2 separate regions of the Homo sapiens genome follow, and region 1 is linked to region 2. Evidence: read pairs that join two places in POLR2A ChIA-PET (ENCODE). Cell type or tissue: K562. All regions are shown on one strand. Links, peaks and the distances in the headings refer to the core of each region. The heading gives the core; the rest is flanking DNA.

Evidence for each region. Peaks named below come from ENCODE experiments on the same cell type or tissue, not always from the same donor. Only the 100,000 strongest peaks of a DNase experiment are listed, where the experiment ranks them.
Region 1: POLR2A ChIA-PET joins it to region 2 with 5 read pairs; 2 of 35 experiments call an interaction of 5 or more read pairs at or near these places.

Annotation. Positions count from the first base shown.
Region 1 is chr10:43,676,226-43,683,977 of GRCh38, reverse strand. No RefSeq gene overlaps it. Among named protein-coding and RNA genes, the nearest start is that of ZNF32, 31 kb to the right of the region's middle. In K562, for the core only: no CTCF peak of the experiment used is centred there; a DNase peak (open chromatin) is centred at 3,747; H3K27me3 peaks cover 754 bases.
Region 2 is chr10:43,548,009-43,555,760 of GRCh38, reverse strand. No RefSeq gene overlaps it. Among named protein-coding and RNA genes, the nearest start is that of ZNF239, 23 kb to the left of the region's middle. In K562, for the core only: no CTCF peak of the experiment used is centred there; no DNase peak of the experiment used is centred there.

The DNA of each region.
Region 1 (7,752 bases), core at 1,092-6,091, 130 kb before region 2:
ACAGGAAGGATACAGGTTCTTGGTGACAGGAATGAATGAGGAGGGATACAGGTTCTTGGGTGATGAATAAGAGATAACCAGGGAAAAAAAAGTCAAAGGAATTGTGTCCAGAAAGAGGAATTAACTTCATGTTAGGTCAAAGACATGACAGAACAAAACTCAACTGAAGAACTGTAAGTTATTTTAAAAAGCTGGATTCATACGGTGGATGGGTGGCGGAGGGAATCATGAGAAACGGGCTGGAGACTTGAGCAGAAGCAACACCACAGGGCAGAACTCTCGCTGAACTCTAGAGGGAGCCGCTGAGCTTCACATCGACCCCCTTCACTCCATCCCTGGGCTAGAGGGCTGGGGGTGCTCTGGTCTAAGTGATGAATCTCTGCAGCACTGAGCAAGGTGTGTTGTGTAATGGGAGAAATTTCAACGGTAATCAAAATTACAGGGCTGACAGGCAGGTCCTCTCCTTTCTCTGCACAAGGCTGGGAAGATGGAGCTGGAGGCAGCTGCTATGGGAGGCTCAAAGGATAAACCCAGTACTTGAAGTTTTAACACTTTCACATTTCCAGGGACTGTTCATCATCACAGATTTCTTCTCCCATTTTTTGCTTGCACCCTCTCTCTCTCTCTGAAATTTTAACATTTAAACAAGTTCAAATCTCTCCTATCGTCAAAGCAAAAAGCAAACAAAAAAATGCCTCAACTGCAATGTTCCTTCTAGCCACCATCCCCCTGTCTCCCACTTAACATCAAGCTTCTCAAGAGAACTGTCTGTATTCATTTTTGTTGACTCACATCTCACTGACTCTCCATGCAGTCCACACAGATTTCTGCCTTCATTAGCTCCCCAGGAGCATATTCCCTCGAGTCATCAATGCTCTCCATGTAACTGGTTTCAGTGGATGGTTGTCAGACTCCTTCTGATTTTCTCATACTTCTCCTGGTTTCCCTAACTCCACATTCTCTTAGTTGTCCTCCTCTATCTCTGGCTACTCCTTCTCAGTTTTCTTTGCCAGTCCACCTTTTTCTAACTGTCTGTATATGTACAGACGACTCAAGGGCCAGTCCTTAATAAGCTCCTCATCTTCAAACTCCATCTTCTCTTCCCAGGGGGTTCTCATTCATAACAACATTCATTACCATGGTTACCTGGCTAGATGCTCACCAACCTCTGTTCCTCTTGTGGGACACATAGACCAACTATAATTCCCAGTTTCTCTTACAGTTACGTTGGGGACACATGACTGGGTTCCAGCTCATGGGACAAGGACCAAAGTGGCATACAGCATAAAACATCCTGAACGAGCCCTTTTGTTCTGGAACCTGAGTTCAGTCACCATTTGGAAGATGGCCATTCAGAGGAACATTCTGACCCACAACAGACTTTGTGAGAGCAAGAAATCAACTTTTATATGTTCACTCACTGAGATTTTCCAGGGTTTGTTTCAAAAGCGAGCATTAATTACCCTAATACACGTCTACCATCTGCCGGTAGCTGACTCCCAAAGGTACATCTCTACCTAGATCTCATCTCTGAGCTCTGAATCTGAATATATGTGTCTCCTCAATATCTCCCATCATAAGTCCAAGGGCCTTTCTTCCAGAATATGCAAACCTGACCTCATGGCACTGCCAATTGCTTCTCTTCCTGGGTTCCTATCCCAGTGAATGGCACCTTATCCATCAGCTGCTGAAGCCAGAAACTCGGAAATCATCTTCCATGTCTTCTTTCCCTCACATTCCCCAATATGCACCATCAGACATCTAGTCTATCCCTAAACCTAGTGGATTTTTCTCTCCTAAGTTGTACTTTTTCACCATTACTTCCCTAGTACCAGCCACCATCAGCTCTTGCCTGAGCTGCTGTGAATCCTCTGTTGCACACCTTTAATCTGCACACCTCTAACCCTGCAGTCTAAATTTTCAAAGAACAAAACTAGCCACAGCCCTGGCTGACTATTGCTCCCAGAATAAAAAGTTGGCATCCTCAATGCAGCTGCAAGACCCCACCTGATTAAGTCCCTATGAGTTTCCCAAACCTCATTTTATGTCCCTCGGCCCTCAGGCTCAGCGCTCCAACCACTTGGCCCTTCGTCCAGTCCTTGAACCCACTGGGCTCCTTCCTTCCTCATAGCCCATGCTGCCAGGTGCCACGACCCTGCTCCACAGAGACAGAGAGTTCTTGTGCCCTCGCCTGCAGCCCAGGCTAGAGGCTCCACATGTATCACTACACCTAATCCTCGAAACAATCCTCTGAGGTATGTGTTTTTATGCACATCCTATAGATGGGAAATTTGAAGTTCTGGGGATTTAGGAAACTTTTCAAGGTTTACATATCCAGTAAGTGATAAAAGTAGAATTCAAATGTCAGCCTGCTTGGCTGCAGCGTCCGTGCTGTCACTCCCTGCACTGTGAGGGAGACACCTGCAATGGTTGAGAGGACCATGGTGGAGGACCAGGAAGGATGGGCTTCATTGAGGAAGAATCAAGGCCCCAAAACACCCATTCCTGGAAAACTACAGGCGACAGGACCTGCAGGGATGGAGGAGGAAGCCAAGCCAATAACAAGGCTGGCGCTCTGCCTGAAGCATCTGCTGTGCTCCTTCCTCTTCCCAGGGCCCCAAAGGGCTCCAGTGATTGTCCCCACAACTCATGAGGGAGTCCACGACTAACATACTTAACAGTATTTGATAGCTAGTGGATAATTTTCTTATCATCAAGGAAATTATCGAGATAATTCCACGTCCTCATCACTATCACACATTTATAAAGTGTCTTGCCAAGCACAGAGAGGAAATTGGTTTTTAAAAATAAAAATGCTTATTGAGCACCACTGGATCCAAAGTTTTAGGTTGTCAAGAGATGTGATCCTTATTCCTGTGAAGCTTAAGTACCCATTGGGGTGTGTTCTGGTTATCCACAATCATGGAACAGACAAATCCAAACTTAGTGGGTAAAAACAGCCACTGCTTCTTTATGTCTCATTTTTTTGTGGCTGGGGAAATTGGGCAAGGTTTGGCTGGGTGACTTCTCTGTCCCACATGGCACTGCAGAGATCACTTGGTGGTATTCAGCTGGCAAGCAGGCTCTTCTGGAGGGACCAAGCTGACCTCACTGACACATCTAGTGACTTGGAAGACATGGGGGATGGCTCAGCCAGGCCTATCCATCAGAGCTCTATACAACAGACTACTACCGAGCAGTAAAAAGACAAATTACCGATCCATGCAACAAGCTGGCTGAATCTCAAAGGCATTACACTGAGTAACAGAAGCCAGTCTCAGAAGTTACATACTCTATGATTCCATTTATATGACATTCTCAAAGCAGACAAAACTATAGTCATGGAGTGGGTACCAGGGGCTGGGGGTGAAGGAAGGGACAGTGTGACTATAAAGGAACAGCATCAGGAAGCTTTGGGGGAGATGGAACAATTCTGTGTCCTGATTGTGGTGGAACAGCCCATTCCCAAAAGGTCACACTTACTGCATGTTAATTTTAAAAATAAAATAACTTTGAGTCAAGTAACAACTTCTTCTGTACTGAATACATGAGCACAGAAGTAATTCTGAATAGAAGTCTGAGCAGTCTGTGCTAGGGACATGATGTGTTGAAGAAGTGCCTCAGTCCATTGTGTGCTGCTATAACAAAATACCCGAGACTGGGTAGTTTATAAAGGAGAGAAATTTCTCTCACAGTCTGGGGGCTAAGTGCAAATTAAGGCTCCAGCATCTGGTGACTCATTCTTGCTGAGTCATCCCATGGTGGAAGGTAAGAGGGCAGGAGAGGATGAGAGAGGGTAGGGGAAGGCAGAAAAGGCAGGGCAAACACCCTTTAGTAAGGAACCCACGCCTGTGATAACGAACCCACTCCCAAGATAATAGCGTCAATCCATTCATGAGGGCAGACCTTCCTAAAGGTCCTGCCTCTTCATATTGTTAAAATGGCAATTAAATTTCAGCATGCACTTTGGAGGGACATTCAAACCATAGGTGGAAGTGAGGAAGGAATCCCTACCATGAGCCTCACCCTTCATCCAGGGCTCACCCGGTTGACTCCATTCATCCCAGCAGAACTCTGGGGAGTGGAGCCATGGTGAGTCCTGTCATGTCCCAAACAGGCATGAGGAGAAAGGCACAGAAAGACTCCGAACCTAGGAGAAGTCCGGGCCAAGTCAGCATGCTCTGGTTTCCCCGCCTCCTGGTTACCAGAGCTCCTTGGGCCATGCCAAGTCAGCATGCTCTGGTTTCCCCGCCTCCTGGTTACCAGAGCTCCTTGGGCCATGCCAGCACTTGACAGCAGGCACCGGGACACCAGCCAAAACTCCTCAAAACCGCCTCCCTAAGTTGCACTTGTCAGCAATTAAAACATTTGTCAAAGAGTATTTAATCCTAGTGTTATAAAGTGCTATGGCAAACAGATTTGGCTCGATATTTTTAAAAGTTCTGCAAAATGGCTACTCCCAACTGTAATTCAATTATGTTACTATGGCTTTAAACAAAAACAGTAACTAAAAAGATCATATTTTGATGTACCAGGAAAAAGTCATTTGGAACCACAAAGTCATCAATACTTTTTTAAAAATAAAAATAAAAAATAAAAATAATAATTCCAACTATAGAAAGGATCCTTAAAGCCAAGCCCCAGAAACCTCATTAGTCAAAGGACAAATACAACACACAGGATAGCAGAGGTCACGGCACTTACACCAAACTGTGGAAGAGACTGCGTTTTCTTGGGAGACCTTCAACTCCTTTTACCTCCCTTTCTGTTCACCACATTTGGCAGGGTTTATCCCCTTGAATTAGGAGTAGTGTGAAAACCAGTGGTTATTGTAAATCCAGAGGTTGTCGTAAATCCAGATCATAGACAGATATTTCCATCAGTCGAAATGTATGTGTGAGTAGGATTTAATTTACATGAAAGGGTGTTTGCCAAATGTTAACAACTGGTGGCCTGAGACGGTGCTGGGAGGTAGCAGGAAGCGAAGTGCAAGGCTGAGGAAGACCCTCTATAAGGGCCAGGGCCTGTGCAGAGACGTGGCGGGCAGCATGGAGATGGGGAGACAGAGCAGGCAGAGGAACATGGCAGACGGAGGAAGATGGCTGCGAGCAGAGAACATGGCAGACGGAGGAAGATGGCTGCGAGCAGAGAACATGGTGGGCAGACAGGGAAGATGGCAGCAAGCAGTGAACACAGTGGGCAGGAGGGGGCGTGGTGGGCTTGGAAAACGTGGCATCAAGGATGGAGAACTTGGTGGGCAGGGAAGATGGTGGGTGGTGAATATGATGGGCAGAGAACAATGCAGTCCCCAGACAACCCTTCTCCTGCCTGGATTCTGACTGATGGTGCAGTCTCCAGACATCGCTCCCTGCCTCCACTACACCCAGATAAGAAGATGAAAATCTCATGCCAGCTGCCCAAAGTGGAACACTGCCCCTTAGGTTTCCCTGAGGGCCACCCCTGCTTTCTTCTCTGCCTATGAGTTCCTAAGCATCAGCAGTATCATTGCATCTGCCATATATCTCCGGTTCTGCCCTCTGTCTTCATTTTTTTTTGTTTGCTTGCTTGTTGCTCGCAAATAAAGAATAAATGAGGAATAAATAATCTTTTAAAGAAGCCAAGTTGTGCCTTTTGTTCATGGTCCCCAAGTCATCTTAGGGCAGAGTTGTCTGATGGGAAGGGTACAAGTTAGACTCGATAGATTTTTTTAATGTTTACTCAACACACAGGAACTAGAATTCTAGAAGAAGGAAAAGGCATGCAGAGATACAAAGTGAATCACGTTATGACGATCAGAGGCACCAGCAAAAAAGAACACACAGCCCTCACCATCACATGAGGCTCAAATAACATGCTATGCCAACACATGAAGTAACTCCTGCAGGAATTACAAAGACAAAGTAGAATAAACAAGTGTCCTGGGATGTTTTATTGTACCTATTTTAATATACATTTATGACAGATTAAGTACATTAAAATGAAAATATATAAGGAATCTAATAATATATAATGAGTCCTTGGTTCAGACTCTTTCGGAATAGTACTTGTGGGGCAGATATAATAATAAATCATGATTTCAATTACAAAGGAAAAATGAAATGTTAACTCCAAATCCACCATAAAACTCACTTCCCTGCTTAAAGAGAGTTGAAATGCGCTTCTGGAGACAGTGAAATGCAGGTCCCTGAGACCTGACCAACTGTGCCTGCGTCCGGTTCTGGTCACTAACAGTGTGGCATTAGGCACCTCTCCCTGCCTTAGTTGTCATCTTCTGTAAAATAGGGAAATGGTGATCTTGGCTTCAAAGTGTTACTGTAGAGATTACAAAATATACACATAAAATGCTTAGGAGAGTGCCCAACAAATAGGAAACACACACTCAATATGAGTTGTTATTATTAATACTACCAATAGTCGTAATACTGCTACTGCTATTATTATTACTACTACCTGCTCCTGGGGCTTCAAAACAATATTTAAAAAGAAGCAATTCAAAGGAAGAAATGGTTAGTTTTGGATATTTGTAACTTCAAGGCCATAAGTGAGGATGCATCACAGAAAGGGAAGTGAAAAAATCTTACACTCACAAAATTATGGAGAATCATTCTCACCTCTGTATTACTCAGGACCTTTCCAGTATATGTAAGAGGAGGCCCAACGCAGCCTGGCTTAAAAAAAATTAAAACACATAACCACTAAGTCTAAGAGTTAACACAGCTTCAGAATTGGTTAGCCCAGGGGCTCTCCAATAGCACGGAGTTCTTCATTTCCTTCTTTCTGCCACAGTGTCAGCTCCATCTCCTCATGACTGAAATTCAGTGCTGTGTAAAAATCACACTCCATGCTTCCTTATTCTTGCCTAGCAAGAGGTCTCACCGTTCCAACAAGCACTCTGCACCCCTCCCAAGAGAGTATGGCTAGAGGAAGAGTCTGCCAATCCAGTGAAGCCAACCAGCTCCATGGCAAGAACCGGGATGCGTCGTCGGCTTCATCCCAGATAGGAGAAGACAGAACACAGGAGAAATTCAAGAGAAAATGTGGATGAGAATAAGTGCTGAATAGTGCATCACGGAGTGGGCTGTCTCCCGGAGGGGGTTTTTCAGAATAAGAACACTGGATGGTTAATTGTGTCCACTACACACATCTTTGAGACAAATTCGCCGCATTCAAGTGGGTCCAGTTCTGCCCAAAGGGTGGTCAGTGAGTTATCCTGCGAGAAACCATCTGCTAATCTCATTAAATGTCTGAAGACTACAACTAGCTTCTAATGTAGTCCCTTTCAGCCACACGTTTCTGTGCTGGGTACCATGAAAACCCAGGTTCCACTGGGCTCAAGACGGAGATGCGGCCCAGAAGCCACAGACTCACCAGACTCACTAAGATGGGGTCAGGAGGCCCAGTGCTGACCTGGCCCGGGCTGGGCTCCAACCATCCTACTTCCTCAAATTAGCAGTCCTGATTACATAAATTACACAGCTTACTAAATGCATCCAAATTTCTGACAAAATTTTTTTTCCAAGTCTGGTTTATTTCCAAAGGTGAAAAGTCTAAATTATAAAATATTACAATGTCCCAATGAAAGTAAACAAGGGAGAATTAGGTGAAAAATCATGGAAGTTTATAAAAACCCCTTCACAGAATGAAGAATTCCCAAGAGCATTTTGTCTGGTTTAAATTGATAACTTATGATTAAAACACCATTTGTACGAATCCTCCAGTTAATCCACATAATGAGAAAGGTCAAAGCGTGAC
Region 2 (7,752 bases), core at 1,641-6,640:
CTGCAGAAATCATGTTGGGGCTTGATAAGCTAAAAATGGCTAGCACAGAAAGTATTCGAGAATGCACTTTTGTTAAACATGTCTCATCACATTGGACAACATTAAGATGCGAGGAAAATTTAATTTATCAAACTACAGCAATAAGGAGAATAGGAGAAAGACTATCAGCAAATGAAAATTTGAAAGATGGAAAGATAGCCAGTAGAGCAGAAGCAGGCACAGTTATGCTGCTTGCATATGGGGATAAGGAAAAGAAGGAACCAATTTGGCACCAGGCTCAGAAATGCTTAGTACCTTGGAAGATGGGAGTGAGATGTGAAGAGAAAGCAATGAAACTAATGGCCATTTGTATATGGAACATACCTCCTCATTACATAAACACACACTGCTCCCCAACTCCTGTACGTGGCTGACCAGAGGTTTAACGTCCAGCAAGAAATGGGAAGTTTCTTCTCTGCAGAAGTTGAATGGCCCCAAGGGAAAGACCTCTGTATTATGGGAATTCGGGAATCCTACAGCAAAGCTACTTTCTAGCTTAAGTACACATAAACAGAGCTTCAAAATTCATGAAATAAAAACTGGCAAAATTGAAAGAGGCACAATTTCAATTATAATTAGATAGTTAAATAAGTAATTGATAGCACAAGTCACTTAGGAGGTATAAGCCTTGAACAGCACTATCAACTAACTTGACTAATTGGCATTTGTAGAACACTCATTAGCATGATATATTAATATATTTTTATTTTTTAGGGACAGTGTGTCACTCTTTCACCCAGGCTGAAGTGCAGTGGTGCAATGAGTTAATTGCAACCTTGAATTCCTGGGTTCAATCAATCCTCCTGTCTCAGCCTCCAGAGTAGCTAGGACTATAGGCATGTGCCACCACACCCAGCTATTTTTTATTTTTGTAGGGATGGAGTCTAGCTCTGTTGCCTAGGCTGGTCTCGAACTCACAGGCTCAAGCAATCCTCCCTCCAGGACCTCCCAAAGCACTGGGATTACATATGTGAGCCACTGTGCCCAACCTGTATACATTCTTTTCAAGTGTGCCTACTATGGACTGTAATAAAACAGTCTTAAAATTTTTTAAAGAATGAAAACCATACAAGGTATATTCTCTCACCAGGACAGAATTAAGTAAGAGACCAATAACAAAGATGTCTGAACAATCTCTTAGTATTTGGAAATTAAACAACATACTCCTAAATGAGCAATAAAGAGAAAGTAAGAAAAATTTGAAAATATTTTGAACTGAATGAATATGTCAGAATTTGTGAAATGTAGCTAAAGCAGTGCTTAGAGGTGAAATCAGAGATAAAGATTTCAATTCGATAGTCTAAACTTCCACCTTACGAAATGAGAAAAAGAACAGAAATCATCCAAAGCAAGTAGAACAGGAGATGATACAGAGCTAAAAGTCACAAAAATCACAAGTGGACAAACAATAGAGAAAATTTAATGGAACCAAAACCTAACTCTTTGAAAGGGTTGAAAGGATTCCTGTATCAGGAATGAAAGAGTAAATATCACTATAGGTCCTATACACCAAGAAGGTAATACAGGAATTTTATTAGTAACTTAATTCCAATAAATTCAGCAACTTAAATGAATTGGAAAATTTTATCCTAAGGACTATAGAACCAAAGCCCACTTGAGAGAACTTGAATAGTCCTATTAAATTGAATTTTTAGCTGATAACCTTCCCCCAAAGAAAAGTCATGAGACCAACATTGCCCAGATACCAAAGCCAAAAAGGACATCATAGGAAAAACTCATAGATCAATATCTCTTAATATAGATGTAAAAATCCTTTTTAAAATACCAAGTTGAACACAGCAATCTATAAAAGGAAACACATATGGCCAAGTAGGGTTTATCCTAGAAATGCAAGCTTTAACATTCAAAAAGCAATGTTTCATATTAATATTAAAAAGAAAAACCACAATTTTTTTAATGTAGGAAAACATTTGAAAAAATTTAACACCCATTCATGATAAAACCGCTCAGTTGATTAGGAATTAAATTGAGTTTCAAGAATCTAAGAAAGAGCATCTATGGGAGAACCTACATCTGACATCGTACTTACTGGTGAAGTAAAAAGCACTTTTCTCCTAAGATTGGAAACAAGAGAAAGATGTCTAGTCACCACTTCCAGTCAACCTTGTAGTGGATGTCCTAGCCAGTACAATAAGCCAATAAAAAAGAGGCTGGGTGTGGTAGCTCATGCCTAAAATCCTGGCATTTTTGGGAGGCCAAGGTGGGAAGATTGCTTGAGCTTAGGAGTTCAAGACTAACCTGGACAATATAGTGAGACCTCATTTCTACCAAAACTTAAATAAAAATTAGCCAGGCATAGTGGCATGTGCCTGTAGTGCCACCTACTCAGGAGGCTGAACAGGAGGATCACTGGAGGCCCAGGAGATCAAGGCTGCAGGGAGCTGTGATCGCACCACTGCACTCCAGCCTGGGCGACAGAGTGAGACCCTGTCTCAAAGAAAAGGGATACAGAATGTGAAAGAAGGCATGAGACTGCTGTGACATGATTGTCTATATGGAAAAGCATAAAGTGTCTGAAAATGTTTTTAAAACTAGTAAGTATGTTTAGCAAGGTCACAGGATACAAGCTCAATATTTTTAAAAAGTTGAAAGTATGAAAACGGCATCAAAATTATGAAATGTAGGGACAAAGTTACTAGACCTGTACTAAAGCTACAAAACATGTACTAATGCTAGAAAAAAGTAAATAAGTCCTAAAAATAAATAGATACACTGTATGCATGAGTTATAAACCTCAAGGACCTACAAAGTCAAAACAATTTTTTAAGATTTTTTTCTTCTTCTTCTTTGAGATGGAGTCTCCCTCTGTCACCCAGGCTGGAGTGCAGTGGCACGATCTCGGCTCACTGCAACCTCTGCCTCCCGGGTTCAAGTGATTCTCCTCCCTCAGCCTCCCAAGTAGCTGGGATTACGGGCGTGTGCCACCACATCCAGCTAATTTTTTTTTTGTATTTTTAGTAGAGACGAGGTTTCACCATGTTGACCAGGCTGATCTTGAACTCCTGACCTCAGGTGATCCACCTGCCTCAGCCTCCCAAAGTGCTGGGATTACAGACTTTTTTCAAAACTAAAGATATAGTGATCAAGATAGTATGGTACTGGATCTAGGCTACACATACAGGTAAACAGAATTGGACTCACCCATATATTTTCAAGTGGTTTTCAACAAAGATGCAAAGATAAAGGGAAAAGATAGAGTTTTCAACACAGTTCTGTAACAATTGAATCTTTGTATAGGGGAAAAATGAGTAATATAAGCATGAAAACCATAAAGTGCCTAGAAGAAAATCTTCATTAAAGAGGACATGAAAAACGTAAATCTTAGAAGAAAAAATTAAGTTGGGTTTCATCAGTTTTAAAACTTATGTTGTTTGAAACTTCATATCAAGAAACGAAAGTTATGGAGTGGGGGGAAATATTTATAGGACAAATATGTGATGAAGAAGGACTTATATACAGAATATATTAAAGACTCTTACAACCCAGTAATTCAGAAAAACATTCAAAACTGGACAAAAGGCCAGGCACGGTATCTCACGCCTGTAATCCCAGTACTGTGGGAGGCTGAGGTGGGCGGATCACCTGAGGTCAAGAGTTTGAGACCAGCCTGATCAACATGGTGAAACCCCGTCTCTACTAAAAATACAAAAAAAAAAAAAAAAAAAAAAAAAAAAAAAAAAAAAAAAAAAAGCTGGGTGTGGTGGCGGTCGTCTGCAATCTCAGCTACTCAGGAGGCTGAGGCAGGAGAATCACTTGAACCCAGGAGGCAGAGGTTGCAGTGAGCCAAGATCGCACCACTGCCCTCCAGCCTGGACAACAAGAGCAAAATTCTGCCTAAAAAAAAAAAAAGAAAAAGAAAAAGAAAAAAAACTAGACAAAAGAATGGGCATTTTATGAAGGAACATATGCAAATGGTCAGTAAGCACCTGAAAGGATGGTCAATATCATTAATCATCAGAGAAGTACAAATTCATTTTATGATGCCAATATTTTCCTAATACCAAAGTTGTCAGACAGTAGTACTAAGAAAACTGGGATTACAGTTTTCATTACATTACATTACATACCATACCCAGCCCAATATCCTTAATATTGAAGGATACAGGATACAGATCAATACCCTTCATATCCTGCATACACAAAGTCCTCAAAAAACATTAGCAAATTGAGGCTGGGCATGGTGGCTCATGCCTGTAATCCCAGCACTTTGGGAGGCCGAGGTGGGTGGATCACCTGAGGTCAGGAGCTCGAGACCAGCCTGGCCAACATGGAGAAACCCCATCTCTTTTAAAAATACAGAATTAACCAGGCATGGTGGCACATGCCTGTAATTTCAGCTACTCGGGAGGCTGAGGCAGGAGAATCGCTTGAACGTGGGACGTGGAGGTTGCAGTGAGCCGAGATCGCAACATTGCACTCCAGCCTGGGCAACAAGAGCAAAACTCCATCTCAAAAAAAAAAAAATTAGCAAATTGAACCCAAAAATATATCAACAGAATCATGCACTACAACTAAGTGAGGCTTATTCCACGAAGGCAAGAATAGTTCAATATATTAATCCACCATATTAATAGGCCAATGAAGCAAAAGCACATATCAAATAATGTAGGAAAAAATGTGACAAAATTCAACACCCATTCATAGTAACCTCACCAAGCTAGGAAAAGAGAGAAACCTCCTCAGCTTTACACAGAGCACCTAAAAATATGTACAGTTACTATCATACTTAATGGTAAAAAAAAAAAAAAAAAAGCAGTGCTTTCTTCATAAGATTGGGAACAAGGCAGGGATTCCACTCCCACAGCTCTTATTCAGCATAGTACACGAAGTCCTAGTCAGTGCAATAAGGCAATAAAAAGGAAAAAGACATATAGATTTTTAAAAACTGTCACTGTTTGCAAATGACACAATTATCTACACAGAAAATTCAAAGGGATACATGCATACACACACGACGAGAATAAATGAGTTCATCAGGATCACAGAATACAAGATCAGCATACCAATATCAACTGCATTTCTGTGTGCTAGCAATGATTATGTGAAAACTGAGGTTAAAGGCTGAATACCATTTACAATCACTCAACAATAAAAAAATTACTTAGGTATAAATCTAATAAAACATGTATAGGACTTGTATGCTGAAAATTACAAAACACTAATAAAAGAAATCGAAGAAGATCTAAATAAGTCGAGACATACATATTCATTGATATTTGAGATGTCAATTCTCTTCAAACTGATCTGTAGTTTTAACATAATTCCTATCAAAATCTCAGCAAGATTTTTTTGTTGATGTATGCAGGCTTACTCTGAAATTTATATGGCAGGGCAAAGGAACTGCAACCACTGAAAATGTTTTTGAAAAAGAATACAATGAAAGAAATCATTCTACCTGACTTTAAGACTTCCTTATAGTTAAAAAACAATCAAACAGTTTGGAATTGGCAGAGATAAAACAGTTTAATGGAACAGAAGAGAGAATCCAGAAATAGACCCACACAAGTAAAGAAAACTAGTTTTTGATAAAAGCGCAAAAGCAATTCAATGGAGAAAGGACAATATTTTAAACAGTGCTGGAGCAAATAGATAGCCATAAGTCAGAAAAAAAAAAACTTCAACCTAAACCTCACACCTAATACAAAAATTAATTCAAAATGGATCCTGGTTTTAAATTTAAAACTATACCACTTGCCGAAGAAAACACTGGAGAAAATCTTTAGTACATAAGCTAGGCAAAGAGTTCTTGACATATTAAAATCATAATGCATAAAACAATAAATGGAAAAAATAGAATTTTATCAAAATTTAAAACGTTTGCACTGTAAAAGACCCTTTAAGAAGATGAAAAGAAGGCCGAGGTAGGCGGATCACCTGAGGTCAGGAGTTCGAGACCAGCCTGGCCAACATGGTGAAACTCCGCCTCTACTTAAAAAAAAAAAAAAAAATTAGCTGGACATGGTGGCAGGTGCCTGTAATCCCAGCTACTTGGGTGGCTGAGGCAGGAGACTAGCTTGAACTTGGGAGGTGCAGGTTGCAGGGAGGCAGAGGTTGCAGTGAGCCGAGATCGTGCCACTGTACTCCAGCCTGGGTGACAGAGCCAGACTCTGTCTCAAGCTACATACTGGAAGAAAATGTTTATAAACCATATCTGACAAAGGATTGTATCAAGTAAGAACTTTCAAAATTCAACAGTAAGAAAACAAACAATCCAGTTAGAGAATGAACAAAAGATACAAAGACACATTTCACTAAAGTGAAGATACAAATGGCAGATAAGCACATAAGAAGACGTCAAACAGCCATTAGAGAAATATAAATTCAAACCAGAATGAGTTATCACTACACACATATTAGAAGAGATAAAATAGTAAATATAACAAATGCAGGCAAGGATATGAAAAAGTGGATCTCAGCCAGGTGTGGTGGCTCACCCCTGTAATCCTAGCACTTTGGGAGGCCAAGGCAGGCAGATTACCTGAGATCAGGAGTTTGAGACCAGCCTGGCCAACATAGTGAAACCCTGTCTCTACTAAAAATACAAAAATTAGCCGGGTGTGGTGGGGCATGCCTGTAGTCCCAGCTACTCGGGAGGCTGAGGCAGGAGAATCACTTGAACCCAGAAGGCAGAGGCCACAGTCAGCCGAGATCGTGCCACTGCACTCCAGCCTGGGTGACAGAGTAAGACTCTGTCTCAAAAAAAAAAAAAAGAAAAGAAAAGAAAAGAAAAAAGTGCATCTTGAGAAATTAATGGTAGGAATGTAGAATGGCATCCCACTCCCGAAATTAGTTTGGCAGTTTCTTTAAAATGTAAACAAACACTATATGACCCAGCAGTTGTACCCTTGTGCCTTTTTCCCAGAGAAATTAAACTTATGTTCACAGAAAACCTATACATAAATGTTCATTACACCTTTCCTCATAGTAGCCCAAAACTGGAGATAACCTAAATGTCCTACATTGTAGAGTTTAAAATATTGCAGAACATGCACCAATAGAACATGCACCAATAGAACACACAGATGAATCTTGTAACGTGCATAAATAGAACACACAGATGAATCTTGTAACACGCATAAATAGAACACACAGATGAATCTTGTAACGTGCATAAATAGAACACACAGATGAATCTTGTAACTGTTATGCTAAGTAAAAAAGCCAGGCAAAAAAGAATACACACTGCATGATTACAATTCTACTTTTATGAAACTGTAGAAAAGACAAAACTAGTGATAAGCAGCAGACCAGTTGTTGCCAGTGGGTGGGGATGTGAAAAAGAAATAATTACAAAGTGGCATAAGGACATTTTTGCAGTGATGGAAAGATTCTATATCATGTCAACAAACTACAGTGCACAGGCCCAATTCAGCCTGCCACCTGGTTTTGTAAGTTTTATTGGAATAAGGATTTGTTCATATATGTATTTTGCACTACAGTTGCAGAGTTGAGTAGTTGTGACAGAGACCGGACGTCATGCAAAACTTAAAGCATTTACTATGTGGCCCTTTACAGAAAACGTTTGCCAACCGCTGCAATATATGTTTGCGGTGGTGGTAACACAGATGTATATATTTGTCAAAAATTCCTTAAATTGTCCATTTAATGACATTGGCAGATATTATTGTTCATAAATTTTAATTCAATAAAGCTAATTTTAATACCTAGTACTTGCATGACACTTTTTAAATC